2 separate regions of the Mus musculus genome follow, and region 2 is linked to region 1. A link is a loop called in an ENCODE intact Hi-C map of the cell type or tissue named here. Cell type or tissue: left cerebral cortex. All regions are shown on one strand.

Region 1 (8,000 bases):
AATTCTGCCATTATTGTTGTTGGTAACATTTTGAGTTTTGATATATTTTTTGAGACAAGGTCTCCTTATGTACTATGTAGTCCAAGCTGTCTGTTTTATAATCCATCTATCTCAGTCTCCTGACTGTTGAGATTATACATGGGAGCCACCATGCCCAGGTTAAGAACACTTTGACTATGTGGCTGGTTGTAGCAGATACAGAGGCGACCGAAGAGGGGCAGCTGCCTGGTTAAAATGGGGGCATTTCTCCACCTCGAACCATGGGCATTTGGGGACATGTCGCTCTTCACAGGAGTGGGGCATGTCCTGTGCTGTAGGGCACAGCTAAGGAGAGGTATTTACCAGGCTTCTAGCTGTCTTTTGTGTTGACACCATTTGATCTCCGAGATATGGGACGCATAGAAGGTTAGACACTTGGCTCAAACTTGATGGGTTCCTGGGGTGGATTCCAATTGGGGCTCAAGAGTTATGAGGAGCGCATCTGTTTCTCTCACTCCTCTCTCACAGGATGGAAAGCCTGTGGCTTGCAGGCTGCCCACTGGCAACTGGCACTCAGATCACCCTAAAAACTGACCCACCTTTTCCGGGGCTCCAGCAGAAAACTGACCGTGCAGCCTGCGAGCATCCCAGGGACCAGGCTTCAGCCAGAGCTCTAGTGAGGGTACAGCCTAGCAGGACACATGGAATCTCAGAAAGGAGGGGTGCGGCAGGGTGAGCCTTTGGGGAGCCACTCCCTGGCTCAGCACTTTCACTGGGATTCATACCACATGTGGCGTCCCTGTCACACACTCTCCCAGATGCCAGTTTGGATTTGAACAGAAACTATCAAACTGGTTAGTTCAGGGGTATGTGTGAGGAAATCACAGGAGACTTTTCCAAGGAGTCATTTGCCCCAAGTGAGGATTGCATCTAAAATGTTCCCCTATGTTACTGCAACCTAGCATGGGTAGAAAAACTGGTCTGCAGCCCTGGGCTGGACTGACAGTCTGAACACAGACCCAGCATGTATGCAGGGAAGCTGGACAAACACCAAAGAATCACTCTGTCTCCAAGCTCACACTGATGGCAAGTAAACACAGTGATTCAATTAGCAAGCTGGAGTCCCTGGATCTGGGCTCCACAACAAGAACCGTGTCCAGATAAAAACAGCAACACACCGACTTCCTGGGATGTCCGTTTCACTTGTAGTTTATATATAGTTCAACAAATAGTCCGGAGTCTCAAATCCCCAACCCCCCTTCTAGGTCCCCAGCATGACAGACAAGGAGAGCATGCGTTCCCCAGTACAGACGATCCAAGAGCTGATCCACTGCTGTGCCCAAGAGAAGTTTGCAAAAACAGCAGCTTGCAAAGCAGTCAAAGCTGTCCGAGCTGGCCTGCCTCGTACCCACAGCTCGCCTTTCCTGACAGCTCAGAGCCTTTTGATGGTTATGCATGAAAATGTTTTAAAGTGCACGTGGTCTCTCAGGAGATGCTTTGTAAACACAACAGCACACAGAGGAGAGTCAGCGGGAAGAGAAAAAGACGTATCTGCTGGGATTTCGGTAACTCTTAATAAAGCCAGCAGGTTGACTAAGAGAAGAACCAGCTGGTTTATAGAAGCGTCCCAGATCAAGATCTCACATCCTACAGATTACTATACTTTAAAGAAAAACAGAACTCTTTCTTCCACATAGCCATGCAAGATATCAAAGTCTATCTCCAAGGAGATCTGGCCAGTAGCAGGGCTCGTGAAGAACACTATGAGCTCAGTGATTCCGCTCATCACAGCTGGGTTCCCAAGTCATTAATTCACCGATAACCTCATAGAGTTGTGTTTGTTCTCCCAAGACATAACATCAGCCAGACTGCTCAGGGCTACGTCAAGAGCACAGGTCATTGGACTGAGAGCAGAGCCCTTTTCTTGGTAAACACAGGCGGTCCTTACATGTGGTCAAGCATAAGTGTTCTATTTACACAAGCCTTCCAGGGTGCAGACTCTGGTGCACTAGTAAAGAAACTTAATTTATTTGCTTATTCTTAAATAAAAGGGGGTGGGGGAGGGGCCCAACCAGCTCCCTGTGCTGCTAATGTTCATCTCTTAGGAAACTGAAGCTAAAATTTCACATCAAGCCAAAAGGATCTGAACATAGCCAAAGACAGCAACATTATTATAAGGTTTTGATTTTCACGCAAGTTTAGCCAACACATATAAGGGGCAAATCCACCTTTAGATTCTATTACACAGAAACAGATTTTTAAAGTGTAGATCTGGCACTCCCTGGCAAGGATTAAAAACAGGAGAGCTCTGCCCTGCAAACGGTAGGTGTCCAGTGCTGTTCCTGCCCAGTCACCGGGGACAGGCCACACTGCCCCAAGCTGCTTCCTTGGCTATAAACAGCACTAGTGGGCAGCCTTTGCCACCACCAGAGCCTGTGCAGCAGGTGCCTCTGACCAATACCATGGGTATGGGAAAAGACCACAAGAATCATCAAGCCACAGGCCCTTCCAGGGACACTGGACCGACTCTTTGTTTGCTTTCGTTAAAATGTAGCTATGTACCTGAATTATGTCCAAGAGGTATGACAGCCCCGGGTCCTGAGAACGTTACAGACAAGGGAACTGAGATGGGCAGTTTCTTGTTAGTCACCCCTGGGCTACAGTTTCTGATCAATCTAAAACAAAATCCCAAGCAAGTCTGCCACCTCTAATATTTATTAGCCACACACGCCAACAACAACCACCCTTCACCCCTAGCCTCCCACCCTCCGTGGAAATAATAGTCTCAACCAGCAACTGTTGTAGGTGAGAGTCAGGCTTCCAGTTGTCCTTAGTGTCCGGATCCCTAAGCTGTGGCTCTGGTTGAAGACTGCACATCTGTAAGCTGCTTCTGGCTCAGGGAGCTTGCATCAGTTTGGAGAACTGAAGTGCCGACAGGGGAACCCCGCGACCCTATCCCTCCCGGAAAGCAAGCTGCCCATTGTATGATCAAAAGTTGCTGATGCCTTCGGATGGCCCGCTGGATGATGTGCCCAAGCCACCTCGTCTCCGTGGCAGCGTAAGGTGGTGCAGCGCCCCCTCCCCCGCCCCCATCACCACTCTACTGTCTTGCCCAGACCCCATGCCCTGAGTAAGGTGCGTTCAGGTGCTGCCCTCCCGGCCCCAGGTCACCACCAACGCTGCAGCCCGGGCTACTCACCCAGCAGCAGCCAGAGGCCGCACCGCGGGAGGCCCCGCAGGCCCGGGGCCATGGCAAGCAGAGCCCCACCGTCCCAGCGCCTTGCCGAGCTCTGCGCCCGCTGGAGACGCGCCGGGGGCGGGAGCTAAGGAGAGACCGCGCCCGGCCCACTGCGGCTCCCACGCCCGCGGCTGTCGAGGGCGGAAGCTGGCGGGCGGCACCTGAGGCTGGAGCGCGGCTGGGACTAGAGGGGAGCCTCCTGGAATGTCTGCAGGGCCGGATGGGCTTGGAGGGTCTCCAGGTCCCCAAACTCAGCACCTCGCTCTGACGGCTGGGTTCCTCAGCTATCCTGTGGGCTCTGCAAACACCCCGTGGTCCCATCTCCTTTTCCCCGTGGGGTGCTGGAGTGGTGTGGCCAAAACCAGCCCTGACAACCAACGTCTGTAGGACAAGAAGTGGAACCTCAGGAAAGATGGTCAGTGGGAACAAGGCTCCTTGGAGGGACAAAGGTGTGCTTGACAGCAGGTGGTGACAAGCCAGGGTAGGGTAGCAGAGTCCATGAATACCGAATTTAGGGACAAAAGGAATTGCTAGGTAAAAAGGTGAGACTTCCGTTGGGGTTGGCTACTGGCCATGACTCTACACAGGATGGACCAGTAGTGGTAAGGGAGACTTGGGTGTGTGAATATGAGCAAGAAAGGCCATGTAACACCGGCAAGCTGAGAACCCTGGGGCAGATACCCCAAGTACAGGCTAGGCCTGACCTGGAGAGTCATGGATGCAGCAGCTCAGACTAACTGAGCAGGTCTGCACTCTGCACGCTGCAGGTGAGCAGACTATCACTGGCCCCATACACTGGCAGAGACTTCACTCAGGTTTACAATACTGGTGGGTGAGCAGCGTTCCTCACAGCAAGGGGAACAAGGCTAGAGGCTGCTGCCACCTTCTGGCCAAGCGCTCAGGACCCTTAACAGCAACCTGGTATTCATCCTGAACACAGGCCAAGCCGACATTTGGGGTTCATAAACCTATGTCTTGGGGACCCCACATGTCCTAAAGTCAAGGGGACATGGGGAAGGGAACACATTCTTTTGGCTTGGCTAGCCCTTCGTTTTGAACCTTATGAAGCCCTGCCAGGAGGCCAGCCTCCTTTCATGGACAGACATGGGAGTACGGGCAAGTCATGGCTGGAAAGCAGCTGAGCCCTGCCTCATTCAGTCCTTCCTTTCATGTCTGCAGCTCAGAATCTAGGCTGTGAGGCTCCCCAGTAATTGCCCTGAGTTTCTCCCAATTCACACAGAAAGGATGCAACTCGTTGACACCCGGCCTTAGTGTGGCTGCCCTAGGACTGCAGGTTGGCATCTTCAGTCTGTGAGATTTGCTCACTTCTAACTGGTCATCAGCAGCATTGGATCCCCTCTCACATGGGCATGTGCTGACACTGCGTTAAAAGACTGTCAGAGGGAGAGAGGCATTAAGGTAGAAGTCAGCAGGTCTACTTCTGTACAACACCTTCAGTGGATACAGTTCCCATTTATACACGGAAAAGTAACCAGACCTCAGCAATTGCCACAGTAGACAGTTCAGGGAGCCCTGAGAACAAGAAATCAAGGCAGCCTGGGGCTGCCTACTAAGTTTCCAGACTTCAGCAGGATGAGGGAAGCCATAGTCCAGAAACCAATCTAAGAAACAGAGAGAACGCCTCGGGAAGACATCTGAGAGAGGCAGAGGGCAGGCTTCACACTGTACGTAAGGACACTCCCTGAAGTGCACAGCAGCAGCAGCAGAGCATGTGCACACACAGTCTGGAGCAGCCCAGCTTCCGCTACCGTAGAGGGAAACAAACTGTGCTCAGAGCAGCTGAGAGCGAGCAGGACTAGCCTTAGGCATCAGAGGAAAAGAACCGCTGCTGTCCCAGGGCAGCCTGAAGGAGCGGGACAGCAAGAAGCGAGACCACACAGCATACGGCAACACGTAACCACCACAGCCACACAGGGCTATAAAAACAAAAGGACAAAGAATACTAGAACCATGACCCCACTTTGAGGGGCCTAACTTATGCAACTGTAGTCCCGGAGGAAGAGTGTGAAAGACACCCACAGGGCTACAAACCCAAGAATATCAATAACCCCCAGATAGAAAAAGACTGATCAGGAGAACTGCTGTTGGAGTTCGTCAAAAGACCTTTACTCACAAGGACCACAGAGACCGCCGCCATCGCTGCAAAACGCATGAGGATTTTTATTGATCCAACATGTTAGGGACTCCCCTCTTTCTTTCTTTCTTTCTTCCTTTCTTTCTTCCTTCCTTCCTTCCTTCCTTCCTTCCTTCCTTCCTTCCTTCCTTCCTTTCTTTCTTTCTTTCTTTCTTTCTTTCTTTCTTTCTTTCTTTCTTTCTTTCTTTCTTTCTTTCTGTTAGGGACGTAGGCCAGAGGAGAGACCCAGAACAAAGAAAGATCACACTTTTTATACCTTTGTAAGGGGCAGATTTGAGCAACAGGGTTCTCACTGGTGTAGCAAGTAACCCTTTCAGGCATTGGTTGGTTTGTATAGTAACTAAGTAACCCTTTGGCCTAGTCCCTCACTTTGCTTGCCCCCCATGGTGGGTTATTATGATTTGGTCAGCAAAGTAATAGTACATTAACGTCACAGCTATTAACGTCAGGGGAATTCTTGCAACAAAAGGTGGTTTGTGGTCTTTGTCGGAATTCCATGTGGGGTAGGGGGGCAAGAGAATTGCTAATCTTGTTATGGTTATTTCTCTGAGAACAGCTAATATTGTTTTGGTAGCTGTAAGCTTAGTCATTTTGACCACTAAAACTATGTTTTTACATTTGTTTAGTCAGCCAGCTTCCTTATCTGGCTCTGTACTTTGCCTGCTAGTTCAGTATGGAAAGTCCTTTTTGAAGGGGGAAGGTACTGGGTGGTCTTGAATTCATTTTGGGTATTACACTGCTAACACCAGTCACAGCAGTAACACAGTCCTCACCAGTAAGTAGCCAGAGGAAAGTGGCACAGGCAAACGGGGACATCTTCACGTGCAGCTGGCAAGAACACCAACTATTTTTAGTTTGCCATTCTCCACTGGACAATAGGAGGCTAGACTCGGGCCACTGTCACTGGGCCAGTTGTTCTAAAGCACAGCTGTTAGGTAAGGACTAACAGAAGGCACCTTGGAACAGTCAGCTTTAAGTATTAGTTTGTCAAGTCTCTCAAGGGAGCTGCTGTTAAAATCCAAATACTCAAGGCTTTCGAGCATCTTGGAACTTTACTCCCTCAAATGCACCCAAGGGAAAAACATGCAAAAAGCCCTCAAGAAGTGAACTGTCCATTTGACAGAAGATGATGTGTTCAGCAACACTGGGATAACTCAAGAGCTGTAAAGGAAAGGAGGGAATCGCAAGCTCTGGCTCTTTGTGGTCCAGCCCACCTTAAACCAGCTAAATGCTTGGCAGAAAACAGGGACAGACTGGAAGACAGGAGACAAGAGGCTGGTGTATGGGAGATATGGAAATAGAACTAAAGAATTAACATCTCAATGATCTAGAAATGAAGAGAAAACCAACACCCACAAACCATGGAGCTGAAAAAGGGAAAAGTCAGCTCTACCTAGACCTATCACAAACGACGAAGTGAAGTTTCACACATGGGATGGAAGGGACCCTACACACACACACACACACACACACACACACACACACACACACACACACAATTACAATTGCATATGTGGGCCAGGCGGTGGTGGCACATGTAAAATGTGTGCTTTTTATCTATTTTAATGTTTCATTTCCTATCAACAGTAATCAGTTCTCTTAACTCACTGCCTGCCCTCCTTCCAGTTTCTAGCCCAGCCCCTTCAAATGTTTCCCCCAATCCGTTGTTCCTCTCTCAGTTCCCCAGCAGTCTGCTTAAACACTCCTTTCTCTCAGTTCCAAACCAAAACAACTGTTGTAGCCTATCTACCCAGCTCAGCTCCTCCTGGCTCAACTGTCTCCTAACAATCTCATCTCTGGCTCAACTGTCTTCTCAGCTAGCCCAATGCTCTTTCTCAGCCTCGGCCTGCTTTTTTATATTCTTTCTCCTTCCCAGAAATTCAAGAAGCCACCAACACTGAAGGTCATGAGGGTCAAGTAGTTCAAACAGCTAAGAATTCTTAAAGGGCCAGTTTACGAGCAACTGGGAATCCTTGAAAGGGCCAGGCACACAGGATAAATCACACTATAGGGGCATACTTCTCATGCCAGTGCTTGGGAGGCAGAGGCAGGCGTATCTCTGTGAGTCCAAGGTCAGATGGTCTACAGAGCGAGTTACAGGACAGCCAAAGCTACACAGAGAAAACTTCTCTTGAAAAACCAAAACCGAAACAGAAACCAGAACAAACAAACAAACAAACAAACAAACAAACAAACGCCTATGTGACAGCATGTGCCTTTAATCCCAGAGCTCAAGAGGCAGAAGCAGGTGGATCTTTCCGAAGTCAAGGCCAGTCTGTTTTACATAATAAGTTCCAGGCTAGTGAGACCTTGTTTCCTACAAAGAAAAACAAACCCTCAAACAAACCAAACAAATGCTTGACAATATGATAAATATATCAATGCATAATTAAACTAGGGAACAGGAGACACTAATCTATGTCAGTTTAGAAGCTCTTTTATGTTTTGAAAGGCTAACAATGAAAGAGTTTTCAAATACTGTATGCCTATTTGCGTGTTTCTCCCAAGACAATGGTTTGAAGGCTGCAATGGTCTTGTGTACAGATGAGGACTGGACAGATAAGTGGCAGCGATGAGCCACGTTTACAGAAGAGACAGACATGCAAAGCATACACGATGCCAACGCCG
Region 2 (8,000 bases), 200 kb before region 1:
TCAGCACACCTGGGCAGGGGCACAAGGCTCTGTAATTGGAGGCCAGACTGGGCTAAATATGGAGCCCCCACCTCAAAACTCAGTAAAGCAAGCTTCAGTGAAGAGGTGTGTTCATTGTTTTAGGGATATAATTAACCTTTAATTCGTTCTTCTAGTACTCGGGTTTCATACTTTGCTGTGTTTGATGGACATGGAGGAATACGAGCCTCGAAATTTGCTGCACAGAATTTGCACCAGAACTTAATCAGGAAATTTCCTAAAGGTGAGACTGAGAACTGAACCTGTGGACGTTTGACTTGCTGTGCTGTTTGCATGGCCGAGTCTGTCGGACTGGGTGTTTTGCTTTGGCAGAACGTCGTTGATGGGTTTGGGGATGTTGCACAGTTGATAGTTTACCTGACTAGCATGCCTGAGGCCCTAGATTCAGTCCTCAGGACTACGTATACTGGGTATGATGGTTCATGAGGCAGATGAGCAGTTCAAAAATCATTTTCAGCTGCACAGTAAGTTTGAAGCCTGGCCTACATAAGTCTCTGTCACCAAAAAAGAAAGTCTTAGGCTTAGGTTCAGAAAGTCTGAGCTTAGGGTTCAGAAGAGGCTGTGTAAATAAAGCACCATTTCTTAGCTTGTTAAGTGTCTGGGATGTGGTTAAGTGTCTTGTCTGCCTCCACGCTGTGGAAACCAGTACATCGGAATTGCATGGCGCTCCTACAGGTGAGGAAGTAGATTGTTGACAAGGACATGCTTAGAAAATAGTTTATATGTGAAAACGACCAACAGAACCTGAGTGGGCAGCAGCCTTCTCCTCTTGAAAGATGACTCTGTTTGACCCTTCTCTACCAGGAGATATAATCAGTGTGGAGAAGACTGTAAAGAGGTGTCTGCTAGATACTTTTAAGCACACCGATGAAGAGTTCCTGAAACAGGCTTCAAGCCAGTGAGTATCTGCATGCAGAATGCTCAGTGCGTGGTGTTTTCCTGAGCAACCTCAGGTCTTGTGATGCTGTTTAGCACAATGCTTTCTGTCTCAGGAGTACCCAGCACCATGTGTGAGCTCTTACAACCATTAATTAAGGAGGATGTGGGGCCAGCGGGAAGCCAGTCAGGATGATTGCCACTAATTTTTATTCCCTGAGTTCAGTTCCAAAGGGTAAAATGAGATATTCCCTTCACACACATGCATGCTTACACACTGTGCACACACATACAATAATATTTTTTTAGGTAAATAAAATTTAAAAAGCAGAAAAAAATGCTTTTTAGAAAAATGTATGTTGGAGTTGTAGAGATGGATGGTTCAGTGGTTAAGAGCACAGGCTGCCTCTTCTAGAGGACCAGCACTCCCATAATGGCTCACAGTTTCCTGTAACTCCAGTTCCAAGGATTCTAATGGCCTCCTGGTCTCCAGGAGCAGCAGGTATGCACTTGAATACATGCAGACAAGACACTCGTACATTTTAAGAAGGGGAAAAAAAAGATGTGTGTATTTCTGCATCACATGGGCTATGTTAGGAAGAATTGTTTGGTGTTTGTTTTTAGTTTTGAGAGAGGGTTTCACTGTGTATCCTTGGCTGGCCTCAAACTTAAAAGTTTTGCCTGCCTCTGGAGTGAACCAAAGGTATGTGGCCCCTCTGTGCCCAAAATAAAGAGCTTTGTTTCTGCTTACTGTTCTGGACTTGAGGCACAGCTATAGGGCAGCCCAGTTAGTTCAGACCTTTGATTCGAGTGGCATACTATGGTAGCAGTGAGTCTCAGCATGTGTGTTCATGAGCCAGACAGCAAGAGACAGGGAAAATGAGCCCAAGCCCCACAATCCCTTTGAAGGACTTTGCAGTAAGATCCCACAGCTCCTTATGAGGAAACTTTCACAGTGACCTAAATCTCTCATAAGGCCCCATTTCCTAGAGGGCCACAGTATTTTCTAATAGTGTCACCATGGGATCCCAACCTTTGACATAGGAGCATCTGGGGACACTACCCATATCCAAACTATGGAGTAATACAGAGGATACAATCTGTTTTAGCCTGGCAGACTTGCTGTTTAGCTCTATAAATTAGTCTCTGGGCACTCGCCAGTAGTGGTGACTGCGTTTCTGATGTGTTTCCCCAGGAAGCCTGCCTGGAAAGACGGGTCCACTGCCACGTGTGTCCTGGCTGTGGACAACATCCTGTATATCGCCAACCTTGGAGATAGTCGGGTATGTGGCTCTGAGCCACCTGCTTAGGTGACAGCATGTCTTAAGGAGAGACCTTAAGCAAGTTAAAGTGTTGGTGGCTGGTTGGGCCTTCCCTTCTAGTGGGGTTTCTGCAAGGAGTGTTCCAGTGTACACCTGGGACAGACTCGGCAGCTGAGCAGGGCCGTCTGTTCTCCCCAGGGCAAGAGCTGGCTGGTTCACACCGAGATGCTGTCTCCCCTGCCAATAGGATTTCGGGGGTTTTTTGTTTTGGTTTGGTTTTGTTTTTTTGTTTTTTTGTTTTATTGGTTTGTTTGCTTGTTTTTTGTTTTGGTTTGTTTGCCATGCTATTAAATGACACTGGGGTTTAGAATGAAATCTGTGTGCAGGTAACTTAGATCCTCATTTTTATGACATAGTTGGTATTGAATGAAAGTATTAACTCCACCTTTCCAAGGGCTTTGACTGCAGAGTAGCTAGAGAGCCGTGAAAGGGAAGGCCAAGGCCAAGCACATCTGCAGCACGGGAGCCCAGGGACAGGTCAGGTGCTATAGGGAGTGGCCTTATGTTCAAGCATGCTGCTTTCCACCCAGTCCTGTGTCCTTCAGTTGCCAGTGACCACTCACTAAGCAGCCTCTACCACTCCTCCTCTGGTGCTTAGGGCTAGGACTCATCACTAGGAATGCAGCTGTAAACGGAGGTGACAGCCTGTCCTCAGGGAGCTTAGGTTCCTGGGAGCCTTGATAGACAAGTTCTAGTATATAAGTAAACAAGTATACAAGTAGAACTTGTTTAGAACAAGTTACTCAAACCAGAACAGGAGGGAAAATGTGTCACTCCACCTTCTCCCCCGTCCCCCCCAAATTCTTCATACCCAGACCCAGTATGAACCCTATGAACCCTGGTTCTTTATGTGACTTTAAGCAAATTACTCCTCTGGGTTTCAGTGTCCTCTGTGAAAGGGACACAGTAACCATGGCCGTGGGAGCAAACAGGGAGTGTGTGCTGTGCTTGCCTGTATCCTCAATTCTCAGAAAAGCTCACAGCCTTCTGACTTTGGCCATGGTATTTGTTAAATGCCTCCCATCTTTGTCACTAATGCCACCAACAATGGCCATTTGAGAGATTGGCTACAGTCAGCCAGCAAGGCTTATGACAGAATTGACACCAAAACTGGGGATTTCTCACCCTTAGAGTGAGAACAACTTTCCTATTTGCTATTTCTTTGATGCTGGATTCTCTGAGCTTCTGTATGTCAGCAAGCAACTGAATGTGAAATCATTGTAAGTCTCCCTTTGACTGAGTCCTAGATGCTGCTCACTGAATTCCATGGTTTGCGATCTCTGTCTTCCCAGGCAATCCTGTGTCGATATAATGAGGAAAGTCAGAAGCACGCAGCCTTAAGCCTCAGCAAAGAGCACAACCCAACTCAGTATGAAGAGCGCATGAGGATACAGAAAGCTGGAGGGAATGTCAGGTATCCAGGGCATTTATGGGGTCCCAGGAACTCAGCCTCCACACCATTGAGGATTAATGTGCATAGTAAGGTCCACTCTCAGGTCTGGCAGTGCATATGAATAACTTAGTTCATCTGTGTCACAGTAAAGGTAGAAAGTGTCTCCCTGGCTGAACAGAAAGACAAAACCTGTCTCAAGTGAGTACTTACCACTCAGCTATTTTCAGTGTGTCTGGGGAGCTTCTCTCATACTGTCCTTGCTTGGTTTTTGTACAGGGTCTCATCTAGCCCAGGCTGGCCTCACCTCAGTCTATAACCAAAGCTGGCCTTAAACTTGTAATTTTCCTGCCTCCAGCTCCTCACTTCTGGAATTATTGGCCTGCCTTAGCATACCCAGTTTATATATTGCGCTGTGGCACTGAAAGTCTCTAGTGGTTAGTAGACCAGGTTCAAAGCTAGGTATGGGAACACTTGCACTTTCAGGTACTTGGGAGGTTGAGACAGGAGAGTATTTGAGTTCAGGAGTTCAAGGTCCACCTGTGCAATGTGGTGAGGCACTCTCTCAAAAATTAGTTAATAAAGGGACGCCTTCAGAGTGTGCTGTTGCTGACACAGAGATTGCTGCTGTACCTCCTCAGTTCACTCACCGCTGTCTTCAAAGGTCATGTGACCAGAGTCGATCACTTGTGTGCCCAGAGGTGAAATGAGAACTTCATTCTTCCACTTCATGGACATTGCCTTCTAAATGTGACCCTGTTTTCTGGTTCTTTCTATAATTTGTCCTCAAGTTTTTTTTGTTCTGTTGGAGATAAAATGTTCAAAAATGTCCTTTTAGCTAAGCTGCTGGGGTGTTTGAACTTGAAGTCTGAAGGCTTTCTCTTCTCTAATGTATGAGAGCTGGGAGGCTTTGTGCATGGCTGCTGGGCATAGAGGGAGGCAGCCAGGTTACATGGGGTCACACAGGACGTGGCACCACAGTCTGTACACCAGCAGGTAACCTTTGGGTCATGATCAGAGGGGTCGCATATCAGATTTACATAATGGTTCATAACAGTATCAAAATTACAGTTATGAAGTACCAACAAAATAATTGCATGGTTGGGGGTCACCACAGCCTGAGGAACTGTACTAAAGGGTCATTAGGAAGGGTGAGAACCATTTCTACAGCACCTAGACGGTAGCCACAAGGGGGCAGCAGTGTGGTGTCCATTGACAAATGACGTAAGACTAGCCTGTTAGTAGAGTTCCTTACAATGAAGGCAGTGTGTAGCAGGGCTTCCTTTGGGCGTATGAAGAGATGTTTGCTTTTCTTTTACAAGGAATGGGCTAGCCTGGCAGGCTTTCTGAAGACAGTGACATTGCAGTACATCGGCATCGTGTACCTGGGACTGGGCTAAGTACTAGTGTCATGGTCCTTGGGGACCAGAGCTTATAGCTGTCTATACTGGTGTTCACACACTGGCTTTGGGCTTCTGCTGGTCTCCAGGGTGGAACATTCTTCCCCCTTTCCCACAGCTAAAGGAGTCAGTGGTCTCCTACTTCCTTCAGGAGTCAGGTGAGCCCCAGACCCAGGAAGAGCAGGAGGCTTAGCTTTTGAGAACTTGGAGTAGGAAGGCTCTGCTCATAGCTAAGATCTGAGCTGCAGAAGAGGTTCTCTCATGGCTCTTAAGTTTGGGGCTGCTTCCTATATGGGTGCTCCCAAGCCGAGCACTCTCACTGCTCCTGTTCAGCACTGCTCCTAGGCACTTCCATTACTCCAGTTCTGTTTAATAATTTGTATTCTAGAATGCTCTGTTTTCCCCAGGAAACAGCAGAAGTCTCTAGGGAGATCCACCCCATAATCAGCATCCAAACGCTGACACCATTGCATACCCTAGCAAGATTTTATCGAAAGGACCCAGATGTAGCTGTCTCTTGTGAGACTATGCCAGGGCCTAGCAAACACAGAAGTGGATGCTCACAGTCAGCTAATGGATGTATCACAGGGCTCCCAATGGAGGAGCTAGAGAAAGCACCCAAGGAGCTAAAGGGATCTGCAACCCTATAGGTGGAACAACATTATGAACTAACCAGTACCCCGGAGCTCTTGACTCTAGCTGCATATGTATCAAAAGATGGCCTAGTCGGCCATCACTGGAAAGAGAGGCCCTTTGGACACGCAAACTTTATATGCCCCAGTACAGGAGAACTCCAGGGCCAAAAAGGGGGAGTGGGTGGGTAGGGGAGTGGGGGTGGGTGGGTATGGGGGACTTTTGGTATAGCATTGGAAATGTAAATGAGCTAAATACCTAATAAAAAATGGAAAAAAAAAAGTCTCTAGGGATTAAAAAACATTCATTCAGGGTGACTGAACTGAGTCACTGGGGGTGACTGGAATTAAGGCTGCCTCCAGAACTGTAGCACCAGCCCAGGAGGAACTTCCTGTCCCACCTATATCTGTACAGCATCTCGTTAGTGACTTAGGAGCCTCAAGGATACTAAACCACCACACTGCTTTGGTATTTAGTAAGTCTTAAAAATGATGTCCTCAGAGCCCAGGGAGTCAATATGAGAGCCTGGGCTAGCATAGTTCTTGGGGCAGTGTAACTGTACACTGGTTCTCTGTGATCATAGTGTCTGCCTAAGGTACCTCTTCTATTTATAGGTCATCTGTTTTTTCCTTCACAGAAAAGTGTGAGAGAGATTATCATGAGTGAGATTGTAGCCCTACTGGTGTGAAAGTGCTTCAGCAGCTAGGAACTATAGCTTCAGATATCCTCTGAGCCTAGCTTCGACAGTTAGAGTGCTTACCACCCTCTTTCCTGCCACCCACACACAGGCTGTGTGCGTAGTCATTTAAGGGGCATAGACTCATACCATCTTGTTAGAATAACTGGGCATGGGAGGTTGGGGAAGGGGTATAGGCATTGCTGTGAGATTCACTGTTGAGTCCATCAACAGTTAGGTTGGATGGTGCCCATTGTTGCTGCTAGTGTATAGCTGTGTAGTCCTCATCCCCGAGGGGAGCAAGACCTGAATGACCTCGGTTTATGTCTGTGTCTCACTGGAGATAAAGAAATGTTGGTGGTGGTGGTGAGTGCCTTTGATCCAGCACTCGGGGCAGAGGCATGTGGATTTGAGAGGCCAGCCTGTGAGTTTTAGGATAGCCAGGACTACACAAAGAAACCATGTCTCAAACTAAACAAAAAGAAATGTCAGACTCAGCTATTGTAGACTCTCAGTTTCTGCTTTCAGGGACCTGTGAGGAGTTAAGTCTGACAGTCTGACGTTATTCCCTTCATTTTAGAGATGGGCGTGTCTTGGGCGTGCTGGAGGTATCGCGTTCCATTGGAGATGGGCAGTACAAGCGCTGTGGGGTCACATCTGTGCCTGATATCAGACGCTGCCAGCTGACCCCCAATGACAGGTAAAAGCAAACGGTCACCAAAAGTGTGGGTATACACATACAGGGGCTTGTTTCTCTTGCTGACTTTCCTCCAATCTGCGTTCAGCCTTTGCTGGGGGAAGTTGGGGAGGGGTATGCAGTATGCCTGGTCCTGTGGTACAGAGACAGACACCTGTGGGTTCTGGTTTCACGGGGTCCACGGTGGTCAGGAATCAATTGAGATGGATGCTTGCTTTATCACAGGAATGTAGGGGTTGTGCTAAGAGGCTTTAGAGGCATCCATTCCAGAGAGACTATCCAGACCATGTCCACTCATTCATGTATAGCGTGAAACAGCCAGGACTGTGGTGGCCAGGGGCTTGGTGGATGGAGAGGAAAGTGGGAAGAAGTTCTGGGGACAGACTGAGCAGGATCTGTGGGGTGGCCAAGGCATTTGGGTTTTAGCTTATAAATCAAGGCCTGAGTGACTGAGAAAAACTTCCTGTTGCAGGTAGATTGAGAGTAGCACAGGAAACCTAGCAAGACTGGCTGAGGGCAAGGTAACAGCCCTCTTGACCCCAACAGGGTGGGGTAAGCCTGAGCCAAACTGAGCAGAAGGAATGGAAGGAGCTCAGAGAAACAGGACTGAGCTGGAGCAGGGGCTGGTGGCAGAGCATAGAGGCCACACGGCAGCCTCCAGACCTGCTAGGAAGAGCCATGTTCTGACACCTACCTGCCTAGGCTACGTTGTCAGTTATCCTGGGATATTGGAGTGTGTTTCTGGAGGCCCCTTGTACGGTTATGGCATTCTCTGCCCTAGATTAGGACAGGCCATCTGCCTGGGGTCTTCTGTGCTCTCCTAGCATGGCACCTTAGGGACAACTATGACAGTAGCAGTATGTAGTGACAGTGCTGTGCTAAGCCCATGTCTGTGATTGACTATTCTGAGTCTGAAAAATACTGGAAAGAGTAGCCTGTCTAGACTTGTCCCCACCATGTCTCAACC

The links. Hi-C counts contacts between places; a loop is a spot of excess contacts. Peaks named below come from ENCODE experiments on the same cell type or tissue, not always from the same donor. Only the 100,000 strongest peaks of a DNase experiment are listed, where the experiment ranks them.
Region 2: a loop joins it to region 1, with 2.0 times the contacts of the local background. A loop is called at or near these places in 3 of 42 quality-filtered maps.

What each region holds. Positions count from the first base shown.
Region 1 is chr1:91,175,319-91,183,318 of GRCm38, reverse strand. Ramp1 (receptor (calcitonin) activity modifying protein 1) reads right to left here and starts at 3,497. Exons shown (of 3, transcript NM_016894.3): 1 at 3,179-3,497. The coding sequence starts at 3,230. In left cerebral cortex, a CTCF peak has its summit at 4,107 (motif pointing left); DNase peaks (open chromatin) are centred at 1,793, 2,452, 3,356, 4,074 and 1 more place; H3K4me3 peaks cover 3,002 bases; H3K27ac peaks cover 3,071 bases.
Region 2 is chr1:91,377,502-91,385,501 of GRCm38, reverse strand. It overlaps Ilkap (integrin-linked kinase-associated serine/threonine phosphatase 2C), which reads left to right. Exons shown (of 12, transcript NM_023343.3): 6 at 156-262; 7 at 844-937; 8 at 2,111-2,198; 9 at 3,530-3,651; 10 at 6,917-7,036. Among named protein-coding and RNA genes, the nearest start is that of Erfe, 15 kb to the right of the region's middle. In left cerebral cortex, CTCF peaks have their summits at 4,815 (motif pointing right) and 6,351; DNase peaks (open chromatin) are centred at 4,829 and 6,405.